Linked DNA regions of Homo sapiens: all the other regions are linked to region 3. The links are chromatin contacts, found by Hi-C or POLR2A ChIA-PET in ENCODE. All regions are on one chromosome and are shown on one strand. The core of a region is the stretch at or near the end of the contact, and the rest is flanking DNA. Distances in the headings are between cores, read along the strand shown. Region 1 holds the start of AURKB (aurora kinase B). Region 2 holds the start of NEURL4 (neuralized E3 ubiquitin protein ligase 4). Region 3 holds the start of KDM6B (lysine demethylase 6B). Region 4 holds the start of RANGRF (RAN guanine nucleotide release factor).

Evidence for each region. A loop is a pair of places that touch in the nucleus more often than their neighbours do. ChIA-PET counts read pairs that join two places held with the same protein, here RNA polymerase II (POLR2A). Pooled maps may share reads with other maps.
Region 1: a pooled map shows a loop between it and region 3 (3-fold over the local background). The contact joins the promoter of AURKB here to the promoter of KDM6B in region 3. A Hi-C loop is called at or near these places in 4 of 168 maps with a recorded cell type or tissue (A673, CD8-positive, alpha-beta T cell, ascending aorta and 1 more), 7 of 37 single-sample maps with no recorded cell type and 15 of 50 pooled maps. POLR2A ChIA-PET finds 5 or more read pairs at or near these places in 7 of 52 experiments (CD4-positive, alpha-beta T cell, CD4-positive, alpha-beta memory T cell, HCT116 and 4 more).
Region 2: a pooled map shows a loop between it and region 3 (9-fold over the local background). The contact joins the promoter of NEURL4 here to the promoter of KDM6B in region 3. A Hi-C loop is called at or near these places in 6 of 37 single-sample maps with no recorded cell type and 10 of 50 pooled maps. POLR2A ChIA-PET finds 5 or more read pairs at or near these places in 4 of 52 experiments (GM12878, MCF 10A, OCI-LY7 and 1 more).
Region 4: a map with no recorded cell type shows a loop between it and region 3 (5-fold over the local background). The contact joins the promoter of RANGRF here to the promoter of KDM6B in region 3. A Hi-C loop is called at or near these places in 4 of 37 single-sample maps with no recorded cell type and 10 of 50 pooled maps. POLR2A ChIA-PET finds 5 or more read pairs at or near these places in 4 of 52 experiments (GM12878, HEK293, K562 and 1 more).

The regions. Positions count from the first base shown.
Region 1 is chr17:8,207,632-8,214,970 of GRCh38, forward strand. It overlaps AURKB (aurora kinase B), which reads right to left and starts at 2,944. Exons shown (of 9, transcript NM_004217.4): 1 at 2,899-2,944; 2 at 2,546-2,618; 3 at 107-209. The coding sequence starts at 2,593. RefSeq lists enhancers at 2,176-2,835, 2,397-2,446.
Region 2 is chr17:7,327,638-7,335,393 of GRCh38, forward strand. NEURL4 (neuralized E3 ubiquitin protein ligase 4) reads right to left here and starts at 1,698. Exons shown (of 29, transcript NM_032442.3): 1 at 1,394-1,698; 2 at 1-247. The coding sequence starts at 1,675. RefSeq lists enhancers at 971-1,630, 1,613-1,907, 1,843-2,022, 2,053-2,102, 2,983-3,132 and a silencer at 1,403-1,642.
Region 3 is chr17:7,832,904-7,838,321 of GRCh38, forward strand. It overlaps KDM6B (lysine demethylase 6B), which reads left to right and starts at 1,314. Exons shown (of 24, transcript NM_001348716.2): 1 at 1,314-1,447. It overlaps DNAH2 (dynein axonemal heavy chain 2), which reads left to right. Exons shown (of 86, transcript NM_020877.5): 84 at 1-25; 85 at 168-318; 86 at 476-839. The coding sequence ends at 630. It overlaps LOC124904106 (translation initiation factor IF-2), which reads right to left. Exons shown (of 4, transcript XM_047437265.1): 4 at 2,505-3,741. The coding sequence ends at 2,714. RefSeq lists enhancers at 406-1,017, 1,648-2,147, 3,816-3,865 and silencers at 1,286-1,445, 2,696-3,115, 3,136-3,195, 4,736-4,885.
Region 4 is chr17:8,282,694-8,290,032 of GRCh38, forward strand. It overlaps RANGRF (RAN guanine nucleotide release factor), which reads left to right and starts at 5,977. Exons shown (of 5, transcript NM_016492.5): 1 at 5,977-6,172; 2 at 6,263-6,379; 3 at 6,565-6,721; 4 at 6,810-6,895; 5 at 7,120-7,339. The coding sequence starts at 6,096. The coding sequence ends at 7,243. It also overlaps a transcript of SLC25A35 not described here. RefSeq lists enhancers at 1,607-2,107, 2,108-2,608, 5,640-5,869, 6,230-6,349, 6,630-6,699 and a silencer at 6,430-6,479.

The DNA.
Region 1 (7,339 bases), core at 1,694-4,193, 380 kb after region 3:
AGAGAACAGGTAGGTTGAATGCGAACAGGGATGACCTTCTCATCCCTAAACCCTCCCACAGACGGTCATCTCCCCAGCTCAGTCCTCTCCCCCTTGCGCCAGTTACCTGTGGGCTGGACATTGGAGCGGCTCATGAGGACAAGTGCAGATGGGGTGACAGGCTCTTTCCGGAGGACTCGCTGGGGCAGGGTGCTCAGGCCAGATGGAGCCTGAGAAGGAGCAGGGGGTAGCTCTGAGGGTGCCTTTGTCTGATGACCGGGGTGGAATGTGCTGCAAGCAGTATTTCAGCCCCTTGCTAAAGAGCCACCCACCCACCTACCCCCAATTCAAAGAGAAACACTGATGTGACAGTTTTGCTTCCCAGCCTCTGCTCATAGTCCCATATTAAAATGGGTTATTAATAAACAACCTAGGGCTGGGCGCAGTGGCTCCCGCAGTCAGGAGTTCAAGACCAGCCTGGCCAACATGGTGAAACGCCATCTCTACTAAAAATATAAAAAATTAGCTGGGTGCGGCTGGGCGTGGTGGCTCATGCTTGTAATCCCAGCACTTTGGAAGGCCGAGGCAGGCGGATCACAAGGTCAGGAGTTTGAGACCAGCCTGGCCAACACAGTGAAACCCCATCTCTACTAAAAATACAAAAATTAGCTGGCCGTGGTGGCACGCTCCTGTAATCCCAGCTACTCAGGAGGCTGAGGCAGGAGAATCGCTTGAACCTGGGAGGCACAGGTTGCAGTGAGCCGAGATCGTACCATTGCACTCCAGCCTGGGCAACAGAGCTAGACTCCATCTCAAAAAAAAAAAAAAAAATTAGCCAGGTGTGGTGGCAGGCGCCTGTAATCCCAGCTACTCGGGAGGCTGAGGCAGGAGAATCGCTTGAACCTGGGCGGCAGAGGTTGCAGTGAGCTGAGATCGCACCATTGCACTCCAGCCTGGGCAACACAGTGAGGCTCCGTCTCAAAAAATAAATAAATAAATAAATAAATAAATAAATAAATAAAAAATAAATAACCTAAGTAGGCCTAAGATAAGGGGCAAAGGACTCACACCAACACCTAACATTTCACTTCTTTGGCCCTGGCCCACACTTTTCAGGCATGAAGCTGTTCAACCTGTATAAGTCCTGTCCATAACAACACAGTCATTCATCCAGCCCCTCACTTACACCACAGTAGAGAGCTGCGTCAATGAACACCCACAATTCAAGGGGTTTAGCACAGAGGTATTCTCAAAGTCTCCTAAAAAGCTTAGTTTATTAAGGCTTAGATAAGATGCTTGAGGCCTTGAATGTTATAGCAATAACCAGGATTTACACTTTTGCAAGAACAGGCTTTAAGGACACTAAGAGCTACCCTGATGGCCCTGGACCACTTCTCACTTTCAACTTCTTCATTTTTTTTTTTTTTTGAGATGGAGTCTCGCTCTATTACCCAGGCTGGAGTGCAATGGTGCCATCTCGGCTCACTGCAACCTCCACCTCCCAGGTTCAGGCAATTCTCCTGCCTCGGCCTCCTGAGTAGGTGGGATTACAGGCACATGCCTGGCTAATTTTTGTATTTTTAGTAGAGACGGGGTTTTACCATGTTGGCCAGGCTGGTCTCGAACTCCTGACCTCAGGTGATCCACCTGCCTCAGCCTCCCAGTGCTGGGATTACAGGCGTGAGCCACCTACCTGGCCTCACTTTCAACTCTCAAAATAATAGGTACATTTTCTTTTAGGAGTGACTAAGGTAAAAGTGACAATGGTTTCTCATTCAGACTCCATTCCTGACAGCCTCACTCAGTGCTCCATGAGGGAGGGAGCTGATGTACAAGGGAACAGACAGACTCTCCAGGAAGCAAGAGCTCCAAAAACAGGGAGCAAAGCCTGTGCAGGGCCCCTTCCTTCTTCTGCAGCCAAGAGAAGAAAGCCCCTAGGCCCCAAATAGTGATATTGGTACCAATCTACAAATAAGCAAGTTGAATAAAATACAGTCCAGAAATAGACCCACATATATGTGGGAATTTATATATATAATAAAGGTGGCATTTCAAATCAGAGAGGAGGCCCTTCAATGAAATCTGTCTGGACCATTGGGAAATAAGTCAATTTAGATCCATTTAGATTCTTACCTCAATTTAGTCATTAATTCCAAATTGTAATTTAGACTTGCCCTGGGCCTTTTAAACTGTAACTTTATATCCTTTTAGAGTCTATTTCTATTTGCTGTCTAGTTTTTTTTTTTTCAGGATATGGATTGGGAATCATGGCCTGAAGGCCAGGCCCTGCCTGCTCAGTCCCAGATATCATTTGTATGTGACGAGCCCTGCAGAGGTCCTCACCAGCTGGGAGTCACTGGCTGGTCAGATTCACGTTGGCAGCACCTGACAGGATGTGGCTACAAATGACCAGAGCGGGTTCTGTCGTCAAACTTGGGACCCGTACTTTGGAGCATAACGGGGAAGAAAGTGCTTAAAGGATTGCTCATTGCAGGATCTCAAGTTTCCCAGCAGGAACTCGCCATGCGGGGTCATGGGGGCGCAGGGACGGAGGGAAGGGCCTTACCGTCTGTCGGCCGTAGGGCCAGGGGTAGGAGTTCTCCTTCTGGGCCATCCTTAGAGAGAAAGGGGGAGGAGAGCTGGGCGGAGAAGGGAAACAGCCGTGAGAAGCAGAGAAAAAGAGAGAGAGAGGGAGGGGTTGGACCGATCGAGCCGGAAGCGCTAGCCCGAGCTGGTAAAAGGGAGCAGGTCAGCACACTAGCCCCAATCTGGGCGCTGGTCTCACCGCCCCCGCCCTGCTATCGTCCCTACCTCCTTCCAGCCCTGCGGCGTGCGCGCAGGCCAGCCCAACGGACCCTCTGATCTACCTGATCATCTGCCCACTCCCGGCGCAAGGCCTGCGACAGGAGGCCAGCTCACCTGGGGTCCAAGGCACTGCTACTCTCCCGGCCGCCCGCAAACAACTGAATCTGCCACGCCGCGCCCTGGCCAAGGACTTTTCAAATCTCCCGCCCCGGCCCCATTGGGCAAGCTCGTCGCCCATGCCTAGTTCCCATTGGCTCGATGTCCTGTGACGTAAGTCATGGGAACCCAATGGAAGAGGCGGAATGAGAAGGGCTCACGCTTGGCTTCCAGTTTAGGAAAGTTTCCCCAAATTCCCCCAGTGAATTATCTTGCTTTTTCTTTTCTTTTTTTTTTTCCTTTTTTGAGACAGGTCTCTCTCTGTCGCTCAGGCTGGAGTATAATGGTGCTATCTGGGCTTGCTGCAACCTCTGCCTCCCGGGTTCAAGCGATTCTCGTGCCTCAGCCACCCGAGTAGCTGGGATTACAAGCGCCCGCCACCACGCCTGGCTAATTTTTGTATTTTTATTAGAGACGGGTTTTCGCTGTGTTGGCCAATCTGGTCTCGAACTCCTGTCCTCAGGTGATCCACCCGCCTCGGCTTCCCAAAATGCTGGGATTACAGGCGTGAGCCACCGTGCCCGGCCTTCTTCTTTTTATAAAAAAAATTAAATCTTTAATGTAACTGGAGTTTATCCTTATGCATGTATGAGCTGGGGTCTAACTTCTCTGCCCGATGGAGCGCCAGTTATGTCAACACCATTTGTTAAACAAACTGCCCCAACAGAATTTAAATGCTGCCCTTGATATATAATGTTAGCATATTTACTTGTGTCTATTTCTAGACTTTGTATTCCGTTGTTTGCTCATTTGCCTGTGTGTTTATTCTTGTGTCATTACTATGTCGTTCTTAAAAGTTCTGACATTCCTGGGAGGAGTTTTTCCACCAATAGACCTTTCGTTGCAAGATCTCTGTTAGCTGCCGTGTTGTTTGGGCCCACTTTCATTTTTCCTCCTTCCTGCCACACTTCCTTCTTTTCTGCTCTTCCTAACCCTCAGATTTCATTACTGGGTTAAATAAATACATTTTTGGGCCTTCTATGAAATAACCAGTGGATATTTATTAAGTATGTACTGTCCAGCACTCTTCTCCTTTCTTCTAACACTCTATTTTTCCTTTAGGGGACCACCTGTCTCTCCAGTCTATGCAGTCGGTTTCTGTAGTAGTTTCTGTTGCTGACAACCCCAAATCCCTAGGTTGATGAAGACCTATTTAAATCTCACTTTTTTTTTTTTTTTTGAGATGAAGATTCGCTGTGTTGCCCAGGCTGGAGTGCAATGGCACAATCTCAGCTCACCACAACCTCCTCCTCCAGGGTGCAACTGATTCTCCTGTCTCAGCCTCCCGAGTACCTAGGATTATAGGTGCATGTGACCACGCCCGGCTAATTTTTGTATTTTTAGTAGAGACGGGGTTTCATCACATTGCTCAGGCTGGCCTCAGGTGATCCGCCCGCCTTGGTCTCCCAAAGTGCTTGGATTACAGGCGTGAGCCACTGCGCCCAGCTTTATTCCCACTTCTGAAAGCACTTAGAGTTTTGAGGATTTGAGAAGGAAACTGACTTCATTGCAGGTCCAGAAATGAGCCCCAATTAACTTATACTAATCAATACCTTTTATTCCAGATTATGGTTATTGGATCAGGCATAAGCCTGTGATTTAAGTGGGCCAGCTAGTGGGAATCAGTTTCTTGCTCAGAATGCTGGGCAGCTCAAGGAAACACTTAACGTTTACTGGTTTATCATAAAGTGTATTACAAATGATATAGATGAAAAGATGTATAGGGCAAGGTATGGAGGAAGAGATTTCTGGAAGTGAGCAGGGAAGCATGCAGCCCTCATTGCTGCTTCTAGTGCTACTGAAGGAAGCAGCTTGACATTGAAGCCTAACATTGCAGAAGGCAGAAGAGAGGCCTGGAAAGAACTTCAGGACTTGATGACATTGTTGAGCCTCTACATGCCTACGTTAGCACTTTTCTTACATGAACAATAGAGAAGATTATTATTCAGCTAATATCCTTTCTGAATGCATTCTAAATGCTATTTGCTGTTTAAGCATATTGTGTAGAAAAAACAAACCATGGCTAGGCTTGGCGGCTCACGCCTGTAATCCCAGCACTTTGGGAGGCTAAGGCGGCTGTATCACTTGAGCCCAGGAGTTTAAGATCAGCCTGGGCAACCTGTGAAACCCCGTCTCTACAAATAAAAAAAAAAAAAATTAGCCAGTATGGTAGTGTGTGCCTCTAGTCCAAGCTACTTGATAGGCTGAGGCAGGAGGATCAGCAGAGGCCGGAGGTCAAGGCTGTGGTGAGCCATGATTGCACCACTGCACTCCAGCCCCGACATTAGAGTGACACCCTGTCTCAATAAAAACAAAAAATGGGCAGGGCGCAGTGGCTCATGTCTGTAATCCTAGCACTTCAGGAGCCCAAGGAGGGTGGATTGCCTGAGCTCAGGAGTTCAAGACCACCCTGGGCAACATGGTGAAACCCCGTTACTACTAAAATACAAAAAATTAGCCAGTTCTGGCCAGGCGCGGTGGCTCATGCTTGTAATCCCAGCACTTTGGCAGGCTGAAGTGGGTGGATCACGAGGTCAGGAGTTCGAGACCAGCCTGGCCAACACAGTGAAACCCGTCTCTACTAAAAATACAAAAATTAGCTGGATGTGGTGGCAGGCGCCTGTAATCCCAACTACTTGGGAGGCTGAGGAAAGAGAATCGCTTGAACCTGGGAGGCGGAGGTTGCAGGGAGCTGAGATCGCATCACTGCACTCTAGCCTGGGTGACAGAGCTAGACTCCGTCTCGAAAAAAAAAAAAAAATTAGCCAGTTGCGGTGGCGGGTGCCTATAGTCCCAGCTACTCAGGAGGCTGAGTGAGGCACAAGAATTGCTTGAACCTGGGAGTGTTGCAGTGAGCCGAGATCACGCCACTGCACTCCAGCCTGAGCAACACAGCAAGAGTCTGTCTAAAAAAAACAAAAACAAAAAAAGACCCAATTTTTCCTCTGCCCTCACACCACAGCAATCAACACAGGAGACTTCTGCGACCACATGTGTGGAGATTTTACTGCACCACCAAGCAATCAGTTCTGCAATCAAGCAATCTGTTCTGCAGCAGACATCAGCTGGGTGTCTTCCGATTAGATTCTGACACTATCTACCCAGAGAGAGCATCAGATCCCATAGGTTGAGGGCTCAGTCCCACAAGACTGCCCCTCACTTTGGATGCCAACTGCAAGCCTCAGGTTGTTTTTACCTGTACTCATGACTAACTGGGTGTAAGCTAGGGTTCCTACGATTCCCTCTTTATGTTCAATGAATTTGCTAGAGTGGCTGACAGAACTCAGGAAAAAATGTTTACTGGTTTATTATAAAGGATTTTTTTTTTTTTTGAGATGGAGTCTCTCTGCCACCCAGGCTGGAGTGCAATGGTGCAATCTCGGCTCACTGCAACCTCTGCCTCCCGGATTCAAGTGATTCTCCTGCCTCAGCAGGAGAACTCGCCACCACGCCCAGCTGATTTTTGTATTTTTAGTAGAGACGGGGTTTCATTACGTTGGCCAGGCTGGTCTCGAACTCCTGACCTCGTGATCCACCCGTCTTGGCCTCCCAAAGTGCTGGGATTGCAGGCGTGAGCCACCGTGCCCGGCCTTATAAAGGATATGACCAAGGATACAGATGAAGAGATGCACGGGGCAAGGAGGTGGGAAGGGCATGGAACTTCCATGCCCTTCTGAGGTGTGCCGCCCTTCAGGATGCTCCACGGGTTCAGCTCTCAGGAAGCTCTCTCTACCCCATCCTCTTGGGTCTTTTATGGAGACTTCATTAAATAGGTGTGATTGAAGCATGACGACTGTGTAGAAATGTGATTGGACGAAGAGGGTATGATCTAGTACTAATAGGCTGAGTGGGGAAGCCCAGCAAGGCCTGTCTAGATTCTTCCCGGCTTCTCTGTGCAGTATTCCTTCCACCTTCTGAAATGGGGGTCTTATGACCTATAATTGAACAAGATTGTTCAGAGAATTTATTTATGGCCAGCTTCAGGACAGACAGGAAAGAGGTAAGATAAGATATATATATATATATATATATATATACACACACACACACAGTTTGTTTGTTTGTTTTTTGAGACAGAGACTCGCTCTATCGCCCAGGCTGGAGTGCAGTGGTGTGATCTCGGCTCACTGCAACCTCCGCCTCCCGGGTTCACGCCATTCTCCTGCCTCAGCCTCCCGAGTAGCTGCGACTACAGGCACCCACCACCACTCCCAGCTAATTTTTTTATTTTTAGTAGACATGGGGTTTCACCACATTGGCCAGGCTTGTCTCGAACTCCTGTCCTTGTGATCCATCCACCTCGGCCTCCCAAAGTGCTGGGATTACAGGCATGAGCCACTGCACCTGGCCTTTTTTTTTTTTTTTTTTTAAGAGAAGGTCTCTTTTGTCCGAGGCAAGC
Region 2 (7,756 bases), core at 448-2,947, 500 kb before region 3:
CCCGCCCATTCACCCAGAGCCGAAGCTCCCCAGCAACTGTGCGCTCCACGCCCACGCGGTCCCCTTCACCAAGCTGGTCCAGGTCCTGACCATACTCCTCCAACACAGAGCGTCCATCTCTCAGCACAGAGCAGCCCGACACTACCCACGAGCCCCCCTTCAGGCCCGTGGCACTGCTTGGAAAGTCCAGCACACTGGGGTCCAGCGCTGTCACCCCAATCTCAATGGAGCCGCTCCAGGAGTTGACCTGGGATAGGGGTATTGGACAGAGGCTTAGAATGGGCCACCCCCCATTCCACAGGCCACCATATCTTCCCACCTCTCAGACAGCTAGCTGGCTTTCTGTCTCTTGGAACACTAATCCAGAGATGCAGACAGTGATTTTCTGGACTCCGTCTTGGTAATTATTTGGGCTTTCCTTTAGCAACTCTGCTCTCTACTCAGTGTTTACTAAACCACTCCTTTCCAAGCCAAGCACAAATTCCTTGGTTCCAACCTCCTGCCTCCTCTAACTTTCCTTGTCTCTATGGCTCTCCAACCATCCAAATTCTCCTACTTCCTATACCCACACCTCTTGCTCTTGTGTATCATTCATTCCTTTCCCCTGGCCTAATTCTCTCCAAAGATCAGGCTCTACCCAGATTCAATCTCCTTCCAAGTTCTTTTTCTGTGAGCCTGGCCTCTTCACTGAATCACACACACCTCCCTCACCCTGGATCTTTCTCCTCACCTATCTTTCTGGCACAGCCTCTGTCCTTCAATGGTTTGTTCTGTTTTTTTGAGACGGAGTCTCACTCACTCTATTGCCCAGGCTGGAGTGCAATGGCATGATCTCAGCTCACTGCAACCTCTGCCTCCCGGGTTCAAGCCATTCTCCTGCCTCAGCCTCCAGAGTAGCTGGGATTACAGGCGCACGCCACCATGCCTGGCCAATTTTTGTATTTTTAGTAAAGACGGGGTTTCACCACGTTCACCAGGCTGGTCTCAAACCCCTGACTCTAGTGATCCGCCCGCCTCGGACTCCCAAAGTGCTGGGATTACGTTTGTTCGTTCCTTGGCATCTTTCTTCACTTGCCATCACATCTCTGACATCTCTCCATCCTCCATGCCCAAGAAATTGTACCAGGAGGTCTGTTCCCAGCCATTCTAGTGGGTTAGCCCTCGTGTCCCTTCCCTGGTTCTGGATCTTGAGAAAACTCAAGCTCTTAATGTCATCTTCAAACTCAATGTTTCTGCTTCATGCTGTCTTCCTGACCGCCCCCTGGTGCTCTATGGTCTTTCTGTTCCCTCTCGGTGCCCGGCAATGTGGGCTACCCTGGCTGTCCTACCCCGTCTCCCTCTAGACGCCTCCCACCACCCTCCACATCTCTGTTCCGCGGTACCAGCGCTGCACCTTGCGGTCGATGCGGACGGTGAAGACGCGTCCATCGCGCAAGGGTTCTCGGCTCAACACCAGCCCGTGGTTAAACTCCTGGCCCGGCTGCTGCCGCCGCGCCGTACGCCCACAGGCCGACAGGCTCACCAAGCGCCCAGTGCGCGGGTGCAGTTCCCCGCCGCTGCCCAGACCCCCGTTGGACCCCGGTCCTGAGCCGCTCCCGCTGGGGCCCCCACCCCCGCCCGGCCCCGGTCCAGGGCCTCCCCCAGAGCCCCCACTCCCACCCGACCCTGCCGCCATCTCCGCTGACACCGGGGCAGCGCGACAGCCGCGCTTGGCGGCACCGTGGCAACCGCGTCGGGCAGACAGTCCGAGGGATACGACCGGGGGGCTGAGGCCAGGTATGCTTTACGGCACTGCCGGGCAATGAAGCAGCCCGCGCTAGGAGCTGGGGACGACCACGATGAGAACAGAAGGACACGGGGTCGGGAGCCTCGCTTTACGGCATAGCGAGGTGACGGAGCGGCTCCGAGGGGGACGAAGACCTGGGCAGGGAGCTTTTGCGACAGTGGGAGAAAGACACGCCCACCGCAGGCATCTTTACGACGGTGGGGTGCTGGAGCCCAAACACTTTCTGCTTTGCGACAGCGGCACCGACGACCCCGCCCTCGCTAGGGGGCGGTGACACCTTGAAGCACTCGCTTTACGGCAAGAGGGGGTGTCTCCCCTCGGGATGCAGGCTCCAAAGCAGCGTGAGCCGAGTCTGGAGGACCCAGAGAAGCGGTAGTGAAAGTCTCTTCCCGCCACCCGACTGAGGACGAAGTGTCTTGCAACAGTGCGGCAGTCCTTCCACTTTGCCTCACACCTCTTCTGATTGGCTGAGCTAGCCGACTGGCGGGGGTGGGGGAAGCTCGCTGATAGTTCAAGTCAAGCCCAGCTTCAACTCCAACTCAACCAAACTATTCCATGTTAAGACCACAAAGAGTCTAAAGAAGTCCCGACAGGCCGTTTCAAGCGACAGCGTTGATGACCCCAAAAGATCTCCCTTAGAGCTATTAACAAGCCCCCTGCCCAACTCCCCGAAGCTCAAGCTCAGGCTGGAGGACCGTGAGGTCACAGTCGAAGCTCCTGGCCTGGCCCCCTGACTGGGATTGGCTGGTTTGGATGAGGGTGGTGATGGAGAAGGGCGGGAACAAATTGCCCAGACAAAGAAAATCTTTGGGTGGGACACAAAGGAAAGGGGCGAGCGGAGGGACCCCCAGCCCGAGTCTCTATATAGTCTTGATTCCGCCCGCCGCAGCTCTGGAGCAGGGGAGAAGTGGACCCGGGACTGAGCCCGAGCATCCCCGGCCGGCAGCGGTGGGGGCGGGGCCAGGGGCGGGGCTACGTGGAGCCGGGAGGCGGGTCAGGATCGCTGAGAGCAGCCCCCCAGTGGGGCCATGGAGAAGGTGGAGTCCCTAGGGGCTGCTGGCGGCCTCAACCGGGATTCCCCTGGAGGGGCAGCCAGAGGAGTGCCCGCAGCGGTCACAGGAGTCGAGGCAGGCGCTGGGCAGCCCTCCAGAGTAGTCTTGTTTCACGGTTCTGGGCCCCACGTGCACTCAGGGGGCTCCGTAACTCATAGTACTGGTTCAAGCTGTCCCTCCGGGGGGATAGTGGTCCTTGGTTCCGGGCCCAGTCAGCACCCAAGGGAGGCTGCGAACCACAGCCTTGGGTCTGGCAGGAACCCTGGTGGATTCAACATCCCCGGGCCTCGAACCAGTGTATCCAGGGCTTCCAGCCCCGGGCCTGGGGGACCTGCAGGGCAAGAGGTAAACAGCCCCGGGTGCAGTCCGCACTCTGGGCCAACTTGCTTGAACCCCCAAAACTCCCAACAGGACCGGCCCCGGAGCATCCTACGAAAGAACAGCTCCAACTTGATGCAGAAATCCCCCAATGTGGAGAAGTAAGGAGCCCAGCTCTGCGGGCAGCCAGCCCAGAGTCGGGAGGGTTCAGGACACCTGAGGGTGGGAGCCAGAAGGAAAGGGGCAGAGCCTTAAGAATGAAGAGTTAGAGTAGGTGAGGGCAATTGAGTGGGAAGTCCGAGGTTCCAGGCTTTCGGGAGAAGAGCAGGTGCCCCATAAACCGTGGCTGCACAGGACTGTGATTATCATTAAGTCTGACCCCATCCCCAGCCTCAACAAGGTATAAGAAACCTGTTTTGAGTCGGAGTGGTGACTCATGCCTGTAATCCTAGCACTTTGGGAGGCCGAGGTGGGCAGATCACCTGAGGTCAGGAGTTCGAGACCAGCCCGGCCAACATGGTGAAACCCTGTCCCTACTAAAAATACAAAAATAAGCCGGGTGTGGTGGCAGGCACCTGTAATCCCAGCTACTTGGGAGGCTAAGGCAGGAGAATGGCTTGAACCGGGGAGGCAGAGGTTGCAATGAGCTGAGATCACACCATTGCACTCCAGTCTGGAAAACAGAGCAAGACTCCATCTCAAAAAACAAACAAACAACAACAAAAACTGTTTTGAATGCCACGCAGGGTAGCTCATGCCTGTAATCCCAGCACTTTGGGAGTGCGAGGCAGGCAGATCACGAGGTCAGGAGTTCAAGACCAGCCTGACCAACATGGTGAAACCCCATCTCTACTAAAAATACAAAAATTAGCCAGGTGTGGTGGCGCACGCCTGTAATCCCAGCTACTCAGGAGGCTGAGGCAGGAGAATCACTTGAACCCGGGAGGCAGAGGTTGCCGTGAGCTGTGATCGTGCCACTGCACTCCAGCTTGGTCAACAGAGCCAAGATTCCATCTCAAAACAAAAACAAAAGCAAAAAACAAAAACAAAAACAAAAAAAACCTGTTTTGAATGACTGGGAAAATGAGGGAGGCCTATGGGGGGGTCATTAGAAGGTCTCCTCCCCCAGCCCCAGAAGGAAGTCTCAGCACTGGGACGAGATGAATATCCTGGCCACCTACCGCCCTGCTGACAAGGACTATGGATTTATGATGGTGGATGAGCCCAACACTCCCTACCACAGGTGCTGAGCCCTCAGCCCCAACCCTTCAGTCCAGAGATTCTTCTCTATTTAAAGGAGGGGACAGGTGGAGGAGGCAGAGCGCCTCAGGGACTGGATACTGCCTGACACCCACCTCCCGGCACTGCTTCCCCCTCCTCTGCAGGCTGCAGGACAGTTTTGAGGACCTCTCTGCCGGCTCCTCCTGCTCAGTGAATCCTGGAGTGCTGGCAGAGAGGTAAGAGTCCTGCCAGAGATCAGCCGGGTTATGGGGCCTCTTCCTTCCCTCAGCCCTGAATTCAGGTCTGCAGCGGGTCTGCTTTCTGACACCTGCAGTGGGAGGTGCTACAATTTCCATCAGGCCTGGATGGGGGCAGGGGTCCGCCAATTTGGCCTCGTTTACCACCTGTCCCCATTGCTATTTTCTTCTCTTGATGCCCCCAACTAGTCTCCTGCCCCTTCAGGATTGCCATGATGGACAGTATCTGCCCCAGGTTCCGCCAGGACTGTGCTGACAGGAGCTCAGGGCCTGCAGACAACTTTTCCAAGATACATGATGTAGGGTCCAGCCCTATGGGGCTTAGCGGGTGTTCCCCACCGTGTGCAGAGACGAGAGATTGTAATAAATTAAGACACAAGACAAAGAGATAAAGAGAAAGCAGCTGGGCCTGGGGGATGACTACCAAGACGCGGAGACCGGTAGTGGCCCTGAACCACTGGTTGCGCTGATATTTATTGCATACAAGACAAGGGGGCAGGGTAAGGAGGGTGAATCTTCTAAGTGATTGACAAGGTGCAGCAAGTCACGTGATCACAGGACAGGGGGCCCTTCCCTTTTAGGTAGCCGAAGTAGAGAGAGAAGGCAGCATACGTCAGCGTTTTCTTCTATGCACTGATAAGAAAGATCAAAGACATTAAGACTTTCACTATTTCTTCTACTGCTCTCTACTACGAATTTCAAAGAGGAACCAGGAGTACGGGAGGAACATGAAAGTGGACAAGGAGCGTGAGCATTGAAGCACAGCACCACAGGGAGGGGTTTAGGCCTCCGGATGACTGCGGGGAGGCCTGGATAATATCCAGCCTTCCACAAGAAGCTGGTGGAGCAGAGTGTTCCCTGACTCCTCCAAGGAAAGGAGACTCCCTTTCGCGATCTGCTAAGTAACGGGTGTCTTCCCAGGCACTAGCGTTACCGCTTGACCAAGGAGCCCTCAAGCGGCCCTTATGCGAGCGTGACAGAAGGTTCACCTCTTGCCTTCTAGGTCACTTCTCACAATGTCCCTTCAGCACCTGACCCTATACCCGCCGGTTATTCCTAGGTTATATTAGTAATGCAACAAACAGTAATATTAAAAGCTAATGATTAATAATGTCTATAATAATGATTGATAATTGTCCATGATCATCTCTATATCTAATTTGTATTATGACTATTCTTATTCTAACTATTTCTTTATTATACTGAAACAGTTTGTGCCTTCAGTCTCTTACCTTGGCACCTAGGTAATCTTTCGCCCACAACATGAGATGAGGGTTGTGGATTGAATGGAAAGGGGGAGGTGGAGCGAGCCTTTGGCAAGAGTGCGGTGGGAAAGCCAAGCTCTCACCATGGTCACAGACTCCACCGACTTTGACAAGCGCCGCAAGGCACACTATGACAAAGGGAAGTTTCTCAAGGCTCAGAAAAACCAGCCCTTGGAGAATGAAGAGGATGAGGATGACAATGGTGGTATTATCAGTATCAGCGGTGGCAGTCAAGGCGTGATGCTGGACCCAGAGCCCAGGCCTGTGCAGAGAGGCTTGGCAGGAGAACTAGCCAGAGGAGCCAAAGATGAGCCAGGCCTGGTCACCTGGAGGCACATCCTTGAAGCCGAGGGTTAGCGATGGCGGGGCTCCAGGGACTAGAGGGGGTTGTATTCCAGAGCCCGTTCCTCACTTCTCTACCACAGTCTGTCTTCCTCAGTGGCTATCAGCCCAAGACTCTGCTGCCTGACAGGGAGGTAATGCTGGGAAGTAACCCCAGGGAAGAAAGAGGGCAGCTGGAGGAAGGACCCCACTCAGGATAGTCCCCGGAGATTATTGGCTGTTGAGGAACAGAAAGTCTGATTGGGGGCTGATTTGTTGGCCAGGCCCAGTGGCTCACTTCTGTAATCCCAGCACTTTGGGAGGATTGCTTGAGGCCAGAAGTTCAAAACCAGCCTGGGCAACGTAGGGAGACCTCATCTCTACAAAAAAAGAAAAAGAAAAAAATTGTTTTTAATTAGCCAGGTGTGGTGGCGTGCACCTGTAGTCCAGGCTACTGGGGAGGCTAAGGTGGGAGGATAGCTTGAGCCCAGGAGTTTGAGGCTGCCGTGAGCGATGATGGCACTAACACATTCCAGCCTGGGTAACATAGCAAGATCTTGTCTCAAAAAATAAATAAAAAAATAAACAAAAGTCCGAGACAACCATGGGGGGAGGTGGAGCGGTCACTGAAGTTTTTCTAAAATGGGAAGGGTAAGAGAAGTCAGTGAGATGAGGATCTGGGGCCTGAGCTTCTCCCCTCTGGTGAGGGCCCACAACAGACACCTGGGAGGCATGGATACACCAGATGGCTAGAAGACTTGGATTCATTTGATTGATTCCTCAGATTCCTCCACCTACAGAAATCAGTCCCCCCAGCTGTGGCCACTATCATATTGGGGCAGGAGATTGCTCTGCAGCACAAGGAATATGATGGCAAAGGACTATACCTGAGGTCCTGCTCCCACCCAGAGCTTGTAGAGGACGTGGAAGATGAGCATCAGGATGGTGAGAACCTGGGCAGGCCAGCCTAGGGGGCAGGAGGGCTGGGAATGCACAGCCTGATGGGTACCCGAGCCCTGATCCCTGATTCTAGGCTCCACAAGCTTGACCTAGGTGATTGAGAACCCCGTAAGCACTGAAGTCCACCTACTGGACCACATGGGAGGCCCCTTTAGGGATCACAAGGCCACGGAGAGCTCCCTGATGGCAACAATGACAACATTGCAGCCTGTTGAGGGCACCAGGCCACCATCTCCCTGGGGCTGTCTCTTGGCAAGCTCCCATCTCCCAGCCCTCCAATTCTTTCAGGCCAGTACATCAGCAACAGGTGGAAGGAGAGGCCCTGAACAGCCTCAAGTCCAAGGTCCACATTGGACAGGCGAGGAACCAGGGAGACTCAGAGGCGGTTGGGACCCCCTCCAGCTTGGCACCACACACTGGCTCCATGCCTCCTCCTTCACTCCTCTGCCACACCACCCCACTCCAGGTATTTCTCTGTCCTCCAAAGACAGTGAGTCTCAAGTGGTGTCCAGCTGGTGGCTGGGGGGCTGAGCTGGCAAAGCCCAAGGAGTTCAGAGAGGGAGAGTGGAAGCAACC
Region 3 (5,418 bases), core at 64-2,563:
CAGCAACCTAGTGTATCCCCCCAAGGTGGGAGCCAGTTGTGCTTGGGGCTCTGAGCAAAAGAGGGTACTGGAAATAATTGGACGAAAAGGGAGGAGAGAGGGAGCAGGTCAGGGGCGCTGGCAATTGAAGTCTAGCTTCTCCCAGACCTGCTCCCATTTCTCCCCAGGATGGTGTCTGGGTCCGGGGCCTGTACCTGGAAGGTGCTGGCTGGGACCGGAAGAACTCCTGCTTGGTGGAGGCAGAGCCCATGCAGCTTGTCTGCCTCATGCCCACGATCCACTTCCGGCCTGCAGAGAGCCGCAAGAAGAGCGCCAAGGGTGGGACAGCTCCCCAGGCAGGACCTGCCTGCCCCGTCCCTAGTTTGGAACTTAACCCATTCTCTGCTCCAGCCCATCCCACACCCGCTCCTGCCCTGCTCCTGCCCTGCTCTCCCGGAGGCTCCAGGGGTCTGACTTCTCCTCTCCTTTCCCCCAGGCATGTACTCCTGCCCCTGCTATTACTATCCCAACCGGGCAGGCAGCTCAGACCGAGCCTCCTTTGTCATCGGCATTGACCTGCGGTCTGGGGCCATGACACCTGATCATTGGATCAAGAGGGGCACTGCTCTACTCATGAGCCTGGACAGCTGAGACCTCCTCCTCTTCTCCGCTTGAGAGAGAGGGTCAGGGACTCCAGGAGCTAAGACAGATGTTGCACCTAGGACTGAGGCCGGACCTCACTCAGACTTTGACCTTGGCCGAATTTGTGTGATGTGGCCCTGGAGATACCTAGTTGTGTTAGCCATAAAAGTGAAAGAGTTGTATTGGAGCTCAGTGCTGTAAAACACCCGCGACAACAAGCCTTAAGTCTCTCAATGCAATGGTGAGGGTCTGGGGAGGGAGGAAGCCCAGGCCTCACGGAGGACAGAGCTACTGCGGAGCTGCTACTGGACGGGGAAAGAAGCGAGGGAGGTGGGGCGGCCTGGAGCGGAACGGAGGCGTGGCCCTGAACGAATGGGCAGGGCGGAGCCGCCTGAAGAGGCTGTGGCTTAAGTCTCCGGGCAGGACTTCAGTGGGTGGGGCGGGGCTTACCTTAGAAGGGCGCGTGATCCAAATGAGTAGGGATTTGTCAGGCAGGGATCAGGGCTGAACCCCGTACACTGCACCCTGAGGCCCGCACCCTGAAGCCCGCACCCCGCACCCGGCATCCTAGCCGGCACCCGCCCTGAGGCGAGCGGGACCGGCAGAAGACGGGGCGGAGCCGGAGAGGGGGACTAGAGCGCGAGGAGGGGCGGGACCACAAGGGGGCGGGGCTGGGGAGCGGGGGTGCGGGTGTTTGTGTTGGAAAATCCAACTGCGCCACTGGGCGGAGCGGCCCCCCCAGCCCCGGCCTGGGAGAAGGGGGGGCCGCTCGACCCCCTGGGATACCTTGGGGAGCCTGAACACCTGGGACCCCCCCCAGAACCAGGTAACGGGGAGCCGCGAGGACGTCTGTAAAGAGGGAAACCCTCTCCTTGCAGCAGGGCAGGACGCCTGAGTCTCTGGAGGGGTAGAGCTGGGGATGGACGTTTGGGTCTTGGGAAGGGCACTGGGAAGAAGACTGGGGCGGAGGTCATGGGTCCCCTAGAAGAGAGAACGGCGGGGAAGGAGGAAGAACTGGGAGGCAGATGTCTCAGGTTCCAAATGTCCAGAGGGGCCTGAAAGGACTCCCCGTTCCCCTTGGGCTGGGATTCCCCTTCCCGACTCCAGGGCGGGGCGGGGCGGGGCGCGGCGGTCCTTACTGAAGGGCAGGACTAAAGGGCAGAGTTTGCAGACAGGTCAATGCCATGGCCCAGTAAGGTCAGATGTGGTCAGACTTGGGTGTGTCCCGGTCCCAGGACTACTTTAAGTCTCCCTCCAGTTCTCTGCACGGGTGAGGTGTAGAAGCCTCAGCCTGACCTTCCCACCAGCGGCCCCGAGAGCTTCCCAGCGGTAGCCTTCGCCTTCTTCCCACCACCCCCCTGCGCCTCCCTTTCACTCCGTCTCGCCCCGCTAGCCTCCTCATCCCTAGTCCTTCTCCCACTCCGCCGTTCCCGAACCCTAGCGCGCCCCGCACGGCTTCTCGGTGCGGAGCCTTCCCAACGTAGCCACAAGATGGCGAGGGCGAGACGCACCCAGGGCAGGTGGGGGATGTGACCGTGAAAGTAGCTGAAGCCCCCCGCCCCGGTCCGAGGGAAAGGTAGGCTGAGGCCCCCACTTGACTTCCTGTGATCTGGGCCCCCTCACAGGAAATTGTGGGCAGGAGGTCGCAGCGCAGAAGACGGGGAGGGGGCTGGGGACTCAATCTCCGCCTCTCCCGGCTGGGGTAAATAGTGGGGAGGGGGGCACGCGGGGTGGTTGCTAAGCGACGTAGATTCGCTTCCTGTTTGCTGCAGCTTATGTTGTGACACTGGTGGGGGTTAGAGACAGCGGAGGGCCTGAAGACTGTGGGGAAGGCCGAGGGCAGGACGCCTGGTTCCCGGGACAGGAAGAGCCCTGGGAGGAAGGCGGGGAGGTAGCGAGCTGCGCCGCGACCGAAGGGGACTCGGTGGTTGTCCGGAGGGGGTTAGGGACCGAGGCGCAGCGTTGACCTCGGCTCCCCTTCCCTCCCCTGGGTTGCTTGTCCTGTTGCCAGAGTAACTGGAGGGCGAGACTTGGGAGCCGGATTCCCGAACTCTCCCGTCCGCCCAATCCGCTCCAGCGGTCGGCCCTGACGTCAGGGCCCTGGCAGCCAATGGGGAAGGGGGATGATAGCGACAGGAAAGGGAGAGGGGAGGGGCAGCGGCGGAGGCTGGGAGGCAGCAGCTGCCTGGGACCCGCACGTGCACTCCCACACGCTCGCGCCCACCCCCCGCCCTGCGCCGCACGCGCCCGAGCACCCCCTTGCGCCTGCGCGGCGAGCCGGGCGCCCCCCTCCCCTCGTGGAGTCTGTGTAAAGCCGCCTGAGGCTGCGCTCTTCAGCCCCTGGGGACCCACACGTCTCGGTCGGTCTGCACCGTTTCGCCGGTCGCGACCATAATGCCCAGCCTGGCTCGGGAGGGCCGACTACCTGTTCCCCACCTCCCCCCAGCTGGCGCCCCACACTCCCAGGTGGGCTGGGCGGAGCTGTGGTTTCCGGCCCCATCTGCTCGGCCGCTGCCTTCCCGGGCTCTGGCTTAAGTTGCTTTCCCAAGAGAAAGCGAGCGGGTACCAGCGCCCCTTCCCAAGGCTTCTCCCGCCCGGGCCCAGCTGCTGTTGGTGGCGGAGGAGGGCACTGCGGGGAAGCCCCGGACGGCCCAGGTGATTCTTCTGGGCCATCACGCCCCTTCTTCGCGTGAATTCCTGCTCTTTGATGTGCACCAAAACCCTTCCCATTCCTAACGTTTCCTCCTCGTTCGCCCCGGCGTTCTTTGCACCTCCCTCGGCTCCTTTCGGGCTGTCTGTCCCTGTCTCCACTCGTCCTTCTTCGCTTCTCCCGGTTATATAACTCTTCCTCTCGCCGTGTCCTGGTTTCAACTCCACAGACTCCGCCCTGGAACAGCGCGGGGAGGGGCGGGAGAGTTGGGGACCCAGACAGATTCCGGCTGGCGGCCGGCTGGGGCACGGGGGATCCTGCAGATGGAAGACGGAGCCCCGCGGGACCCGGTGCCCCCGTCCCCGCCTGCCGGCCCCCACCGAGATCTCGCCCAGGAGAGAGAAGGCACAGTATCTCCGAGGGGCGTGTCGGGCCGACTCCCGTCAGAAATGTGGGTTGGGAGGTCAGGGCTGCAGGCGGAGAGGAGGAGACAGGCAAGAGGCCTGAGTCCCTGGGATTGGAGTCGTATTAGGGGTAAAAGAGATAAGGACGCCTGGGTTTCTTCTTATGTCTCCTTTTTGGGTTCCCAGAATTCCTAAGGGTGTTTCCAGTGTTTCCAGGAAGCTTAGCCAGCACACCCACTCCGCCCCGTAGGGGTCAAAGGTCTGTGTTAGAGGTGGCCTGGGATGATGTCACTAGTGCACGTGCCCCGGGATGGTTGCCAGGCAATGAGGCTTCCTCCCCCTTCTATTCCCTCCCACCTCTGCCCCGAGTCCAGTTCCAGTCCCGTGCCATCTCTTTCCCCTCTCCCTTCCCGTGGTCTTAGCATCCTGCAGGTGGGAAACCCCGGCCTGGAGTTTTGTGAGGGGGAGGGGCACGGGTGTGGTGTGGCTGAAAGACTTTGCCCCTTTGCTGGGCTGAGGGAGCCTTGGGTCACTTTTCCCTAGATTGGCACAGAAGAGCTTCCCCTCCAAGGCTCCGCCCCCATAGAAAAAGCTACCTAGCCGTCATTTTACTTTCCCACCTGCTGCATGGCCAAGTGTCCTATTGCCCCCTTCCCCAGATTGATTTGAAGTGGGAGTGGTTGAAAGACGGAAGAGTTGTGTGTAGTATGGGGGGGGGTTCACTACACACCAGCTTATCCCTGAAATCCCCATAATGGCACACCCCCATCTGCAAACAATGAAAGGAAAAGGGTCAAGAAACAGTATTAGGCTGAAAAGTCAGGGTCTTTATTGTGTGTATGCGGGTGAATCGGTTTGTAGCCTCTCACTTGGTGGAGGGGGACTCAGTTGATTGCTATGGTTGTTCTTCTCTATTAAGTCCCAGGGTTGGTGATGGTATTGGAATGAATCGGTTTGTGCTTTTATGTACCTTAGAGCTTGGGCTGTCAGATCAGACCTGGATTCTAATTCTAGCTCTGTCACTTAGTGGCTACTAGGACTTGGAGAGGTCAGAACCTCTCTGAGCCTCGTATGTTAATCTTGAACATTTAAATATCAACACCTACCTTGAAGGCCGCTGGGAGGAAAAAAATGAGATAATTTATGCAAATCACTTAGCACAGTGCCTGGCACAGAATGAACACAGAATGAGTGCTTGTTGTTATGAAATACTTTTATTATTAAATGGTGTTAGTTACTAGTTTATTATTATTGCTGTGGGTCTGCTCCAAACCAGCGGTAACCGTAGGAGTTTGTTAAGGGGTAGTGGATAGTTTGTGTTAATTTGGAGATTGGGGTTAGGGGGCTGGGGATTAGCTTCAACTGCTTTGTGCATTTTATTTGATGAAGGCTTTAGGCAGATTTGTATTGCTTTCTTTAGGATTATTTTTTTTTCTCTTGGACAAGAAATAGCTAAGACTATTCCGTGGGCCTTGAAAATAAAATAATTGTATTATGGTTCTTGATTTTGAAGCAAGACCCCAGCCCCCTCCCGTGTTGATCTCTGGAGCCTTTCGTTTTGCAGAGGGACTCCACAGTTTCTCTAGTGGGGACAGGGCTAGGCTGAGGGGTGTGTAAAAGGTTGGGGTGGGTGGGTGGAGAGAGACTAGTGCTGGGGGCTGGGGGGGCGGGTAGTTAAAGGAAGAGACCGGAAGGGAGGAGGAGGGAGCCTGCTGGTGGGGAGGGAGGGAGGGGAGGAGGAGG
Region 4 (7,339 bases), core at 4,727-7,226, 450 kb after region 3:
AACCTATCTCTTAACTGCCATCCAATAAATACAGGCCAGGCCCTGTACAAGTCAGTGGAAAGTTGATGGTGAAAAGACAGACATGGACCCCTCTCTCCTGGTGCTTAGTGTGTTACACAGTGAGGCGCCTGCAGTGGTGACAGGAGCATAGCAGCACAGCAGGAGCCAGCAGTTAATCCACAAATGTTTTCTGGAGATCTGAGGATGAGCTAGCTAGGGAAGAAGGGGGAAAGAAAGTTCTAGGCAGAGGGCATCACATGTGCAAATGCCCAGAGGCATGAAAGAGGTTGACTCAGTCAAGGGATTGAAGAAAGTTCAGTGTCTATAAGGAGAAACAGACTATAAGGGGAAAATGGCAGGGCGCAGTGGCTCACACCTGTAATCCCAGCACTTTGGGAGGCAGAGGCGGGTGGATCACCTGAGGTCAGGGGTTCAAGACCAGGCTGGCCAACATGGTGAAACCCCATCTCTACTAAAAATACAAAAATTAGCCAGGAGTGGTGGCACATGCCAGTAATCCCAGCTACTCGGGAGGCTGAGGCAGCAAAATCACTTGAACCCGGGAGGTGGAGGTTGCAGTGAGCCAAGATCATGCCACTGCACTCCAGCCTGGGCGACAGAGCGAGACTCCGTCTCAAAACATAAAAAAAAAAGACTATAAGGGGAAAATGATGGGATATGGGGCTGAAAAGTTGCAGGGAAAGGACTGACAGGTATAGAATTGCTCCAAACACGAGGACACACTGGTCTTCCTCAGACACTAACTTCGTTATAGCAGGCCTTTGTGTATTGTGTATCTACTGTGGCTACCACTGATTGCCAGACAATCCTAAGCATCTCCCCAAGGCAGGTTTCTCAGCCGGGGACTAAGCTGGGTCACAAACTAGATCTCATTACAGGATATGAACTGTAGCACGCCCTAGCTCTTCCTGTTCAGGCTGAAGGCCCAGAAAGAAGGGCCATGTTTTACCCATTTTTAGACCCTCTCCTAAAGCCTAGTACAGGGCTAAATACACAAAATACTTCATAGCTGGGTTTCTTAGTCTTTAGTCAATGAGCTTGGATAAAAATTTCATCTTTCTTTTTCCTTTTTTTTTTTTTGAGACGGAGTTTAGCTCTTGTCGCCCAGGCTATGATATTTTGAGACAGGGTCTCCCTCTGTCACCCAGGCTAGAGTGCAGTGGCATCTCGGCTCACCGCAGCCTCAACCTCCCGGCTCAAGCCATCCTCCCACCTCAGCCTCCCAAGTAGCTGATACTACAGGTGTGTACCACCACTCCTGGCTCTTTTTTTTTTTTTTTTTTTTGAGACAGGGTCTCCCTCTGTCACACAGGCTGGAGTGCAGTGGCATGATGTCGACTCACTGCAGCCTCAAGCTCCCAGGCTGAAGCAATCCTCCCGCCTCAGCCTCCCCAGTAGCTGGGAGGTGCGAGTCACTATGCCCAGCTAATTTTTGTATTTTTTTGGTAGAGTTGGTGTTCTGCCATGTTGCGCAGCCTAGTCTCGAACTTCTGGGCTCAAGCAGTCCTCCCTCCTGGGCCTCCTACGGTGTTAGGATCACAGGGGTGAGCCACTGCGTACAGCCATGTTTTCAGTAACCTTTTAACTGAAATTTAGCATTTCCTTTCACTGTGAATTTAGGTAACAAACCACAGTAGTATTAGCAGTATCTGTGGTTTCATCTCAATAGCAGTTACAGATATGCTTACTTTAGAATGGCTGTGGATATCTTGAACCATAATTTGTATGCATTGCTAGTTTTTTATTACATTTATTAGAGACTGCTGCTAGATCTAGTTAATATGATAACAAAGAAGTAGACTTGTACTCTATCAAATATCTGGGTTTAATTTTCTTTTTTATTTTTTGAGAAACAGTCTGGCTCTGTTGACCAGGCTGGAGTGCAATGGCGTGATCTTGGCTCATTACAACCTCTGCCTCCCAGGCTCAAGTCATCCTCCCACCTTGGCCTCCCAAGTAGCTGGCACTACAGGCATATGCCACCATGCCTGGCTAATTTTTTTTTTTTTTTTTGGTAATAGAGACAGAGTCTCACTTTGTTTTCCAGGCTGGTCTCAAACTCCTGAGCTCAAGCAATCTGCCCACCTAGGCCTCTCAAAGTGCTAGGATTACAGGCGTGAGCCACCGCACCTGGCCCATGCCTGTAATCTCTTTGAGAGTCCAAGGTGGGAGGATGGCTTAAGCCCAGGAGGTTGAGGCTGCAGTGAGCTGTTATCATGCCACTGCACTCCAGCCTGGGTGACAGAATAAGACCCTGTCTCAAAAACACAGAAAAAATAAAAATAATAACATTACACCGAATAGGGGATCATGGGCTTCACAAAACTGCCAAAGCAGTCCACAGTAGAAAAAAGGACGAAAACCCCTGCTTAATAGAAATATTCATTGTCCTAACTCAAAGGAATGCTTGACTTTGGGTGTGGTGTTGTCTCTCTGATCTGAGTCCATCTCTTGGTGCCCTAAAGGGGAGAGTCTCTGGGACTCTTGTCCCCATAGCAAACAACTGCATCAACTGCATGCAGGGCATTGGATAAGGGAATGTCCCAGGTGTAGAGAATCAATCAGTTGCAGGCCTACTTGCAACCAGTGGGCTGACAGCGAGCCATACCCTCACATTCGCCTGAGAAAAGTGGCTGCTGGCCTTCTCTCTACTGAGATTTGTCCCCTGATACTTATCATCCTAGCCACAGCCAGCTGGACCAGAGATCTCCCTTGTGTTTGGGTGGTGGCCTGAGGAGTGGCCAGGCAGGAGAGCCGGCCAAATAGGTACTTTCAGATTGAATAACAACTAATCGACCCAGTTGGATCCTGTCCCTTGGGAAGTTGGAATTTGAACACTTGAGGGAGTCGACAGGTGGCAGGGCCAGCAGAATTGACAGGCACACAAAAAAAAAGGTGAAGGGAGAAGGGGAAGTGGAGCCAAGCGTGGGGATTTGCCAAGTGAGGGTGGCCTTCCACCCCATTCATTCAGAGGAGGTCTGGCTGAGCAGCCCCCAAGAGCCCACAGAATTGTGGAGGGCCAGGGGTCCCCAGCTGCGTAGGGCTCATGGGAGAACATGAGACAGGCCAGACACCCAAAATGAGGAAGTTGGGGGGGCTTTTTTCTCAGCCTTCCTGACCTGGCGTGACCTCCTCTGGGCCCATGTAACAGGCCTCCACACCCCCTTATGCCTGGTGCAGGCACCCTGTTAACTTCTATGTCCCTGTAGGTCCCTTTCCAAGGACTCTACCTGCTTGACTGCTCCCAAAGCAGCCAGAGCCAGTATTGCCCCTGGTGGGGAATGGAGCTGGAGAGCAGGCTGGCAGCAAGGAGGAGAGAGGGACAGAGAGGTCTGTCACTCATTATCCCAGAGAAGCATCATGGGGTGGACTCCTCTGACCTGGCTCCTTTTGTTTCCCATGGCTGGGGTCCTTCTTTCCCTCTAGAGCCTGTAACGCCCCCGCTCTGTCAAATTCCTCATACAGCAAACTTATTCTACTCTCTTTACCCAGAAATAGGTCAGACTCAACTACATCCATATCTGATTTCTTCCTTTGTTTTTTTTTTTTTTTGTATGTTTAGTAGAGACAGGGTTTGACCATGTTGGCCAGGCTGGTCTAGAACTCCTGATCTCAGGTGATCCACCCACCTGGGCCTCCCAAAGTGCTGGGATTACAGGTGTGAGCCACGGCGCCTGGCCCCCCAACAGCATTTTAGAGATGAGGAAATGAGACTCAGAGAGGAGTCTGATGGCTATAGTAAGAAATGAGGAGTCAAGCTCCTTAGTGTGCGCTACAAAAACCCTGCACACCTGACTGTGTTTGCAGCTCCCTGCCACCCATTCCCATCCTACCCTCCCTTGCCAAACAGATACACTTGCTTTCTCCAAAATATGCCCTCTCATCTCCAAGTTTTTGCTCCTGATGTTCCCCCAGCTAGAATACCCCTAGGATGTCCTACTGAATTCTGAGTCAAACTTTAAGACTCAAAGTATGGGCCAGGCATGGTGGCGCATGCCTATAATCCCATCACTTTGGGAGGCCAAGGCAGGAGGATCACTTGAGACCAGAAGTCCGAGACCAGCCTGGGCAACACAGTGAGACTCCATCCCTAAAATAAAACACACACACACACACAAAAATTACCGGAGCATGGTGGTGCATGCCTGTAGTCCCAGCTACTCAGGAGGCTGAGGCAGGAGGATGGCTTGAGCCCACAAGGTTGAGGCTGCAGTGAGCTACGACTGCACCACTACAGTCTAGTCTTGGCAACAGTGAGACCGCCTCTCAAAAAAAAAAACAAAAAAAGACTCAAAGTGTGCTCCACTGTTCCTTCAGTGAGGCATCGGGGGCTGTGTCCTAAATGTCTTTGTATCTCCAGCCCTTCACATTAGGGCCTGGCAAGGTAAGAGACCAATAAATATGTACCCTTTGGCTTCATTTCACTAAGTCATTAGGGTCCAGAGGTATGGTCAGCACTTGGAACCCTGTGGAATGGCCTCAAGATCAGAGTCCTCTTGCCCAATTCTTGGCTGGGAAGTAGGTGACATCTAGAATCCATGAGGGTATGGGTGATCTCCTGGGTTCCAGACATTTGCATTGAGTTTATTCAATCACTTAACAATATATATTAGGTCTGGGCTGGGCACGCTGGCTCACGCCTGTAATAATCCCAGCACTTTGGGAGGCCAAGGCAGGCGGATCATCTGAGGTCGGAAGTTCGAGACTCACCTGACCAACATGGAGAAACTCCATCTCTACTAAAAATACAAAATTAGCTGGGTGTGGTGGTGCATGCCTGTAATCCAGCTACTTGGGAGGTTGGGGCAGGAGAACAGCTTGAACCCAGGAGGCGGAGGTTGCAGTGAGCCAAGATCATGCCATTGCACTCCAGCCTGGGCAACAAGAGTGAAACTCCATCTCAAAAACAAAACAAAACAAAAAAACCCAATATATATCAGGTCTGTTATGCTCTAAACACCGTGCCGGGTGCTGAGGATCAAAGATGAATAGAGAAATGAACTGAAATGATATAGTGAAGTTAAAACTTAAAGAACACAACAAATCTGTAAAAGACAAACAAAAGAGGGTTTAATCTGTGCTTCTGTCCAGGTGTGTGGAGCTGGGGGTGGGGTTGCACCTGCCCGGGAGCATTCCCAAGGCAAATATTTGAGAGGAATTAGATTTCTAATACCCAGGTTGGCTCTCACTTTCAGGAAGATGTGAGACCTGAATCCTAACCTGGACGCATTGTTCCCCTAATTCCCAGCAGCAGATCTATGAATTAGCGGTCTGGGTGGCAGCCCATTCTTCTTTCAGAGGCCCAGAACACCGTGAAACTATGCTTTCCTGACTCAAGAGACCCTACCTAGACGTGGGCCCCTTTGACGAGCACCTGCCCCTCAGGAGGGTCTCAGGCGACCTTCTTGGAAGGTGTGACCACTTGAAAAGGACGAGGAGGCCAGGCGCTGTGGCTCTCGCCTGTAATTCCAGCACTTAGGGAGCCGAGGCGGGAGGATCGCTTGAGTCCAGGAGTTTGAGGCCAGCCTGGGCAAGATTGGGAGACACTCCCCACCCCGCCCCATTTCTACAAGTAATTAAAAATTTAGCCGGGCGTGGTGGCGGGAGCAGGAGCCACTCAAGAGGCTGAGGCAGGAGTATCACTTGAGTCCTGGAGGTGGAGACTGCAGTGAGCGGTGATCGCGCCACTGCATTACAGCCTGGGCGACACAGCGAGACCTGTCAATCAATCAATCAATCAATCAATCAAGAGGAGGCTGGCGGGAGCATGCTCGTGACCACCGGGGGCGACATAGACCCTAACCCTAAGTCCAACCCCAAGGCAGACCCCACCGTCCCGCCAGGCGCACTCCTAAGAGCGCGGCTTCCGGAGCAAAGCCGCTGACCCCCGCCCCCAGGGTCTTGGCGCCGATTGGCCAACGAGAGCGCAGGGCGGAGCCAAATCTTAAAGGATCCGGGAGCTAAGCCAGACCCGGGTGGCGGTGGCAGCTGCGAAACCCAGGGAGCCGATGCCACGTGACCCAATGTGGACTTCTTTTAAACCTTTCTAATGCCCATAACCCAGCCTCAGACCCATGGAGCCCACGAGAGACTGCCCGCTGTTCGGGGGCGCCTTTTCCGCCATCCTCCCCATGGGGGCCATTGACGTAAGGTGAGAAGGCCGGGGCGCCCAGGGGCGGCTGACTGGGTGGGTTGTGGGAAGAGACCGGGGTCAACCAGGGTCTGCCTCGCCTCACTCCAGCGACCTCCGACCGGTCCCGGACAATCAAGAAGTTTTCTGCCATCCCGTGACGGACCAGAGCCTGATAGTGGAACTTCTCGAGCTGCAGGCCCACGTACGGGGCGAAGCGGCTGCGCGGTGAGGGAATGGCCCCCGGCTGGCCAATGGCAGGGGCGGGGTCGGACCAGTGGGCGGGGCCCGCGGCCGACGGTTAATCCGGGCGGTGAGACCACGCACGGGCCGGGAGCCAGGCCTGCAACTTAAAGATGCTCCCGGGGAGGCGACCAGAGATGTCCCTTCCTGACCCCGCTTCCCTACTCCAGGTACCACTTTGAGGATGTTGGTGGCGTGCAGGGGGCTAGGGCTGTCCATGTGGAGTCTGTTCAGCCTCTCAGTTTGGAGAACCTGGCCCTGAGGGGCCGCTGTCAAGAAGCCTGGGTCCTCTCTGGCAAGCAGCAGATAGCTAAGGAAAACCAGCAGGTGAGGGCCCGAGAGTGTGTAATGTCCTGGAAGGGCGGTAGCGGGGACGCAGAGATCCAGGTAAGCATCCTGACTCTGATCCCCTTAGGTAGCAAAGGACGTGACACTTCATCAGGCCTTGCTGAGGCTGCCCCAGTACCAGACTGATCTCTTGCTTACCTTCAATCAGCCCCCGTAAGGAGGAAGGAACGGGCGGGTATCTCATGACTGGGTTCCCAGGAGAATCGGGCTGGGAGGGACAGAACAGGGAGACTCACTGGTGGGATCCTCCAAGGAAGCAGGAGTGGGCCAGAGGTTTGGGGTAACTGATACCCAGGTCCTCTGGGGAACAGGAATTGGCAATTTCCAAACCTCAGGCCTGGATGATGTTCTGTCTCCATCTGTTCCCCCACCCCAAGCCCTGACAACAGGTCATCTCTTGGCCCCGAAAATCTGTCACCTGCACCCTGGAGCCTGGGTGACTTTGAACAGCTGGTGACCAGTCTGACCCTTCACGATCCTAACATCTTTGGTCCCCAGTAAAGGCGCTGAAGCACTGCATGATGTTGCTGAGAACTTGGGGACTCGGTTCTGTGAGGGGGAAAAGAGGTTGAAAAGAGGGTTTCCTCTTATTTCTTC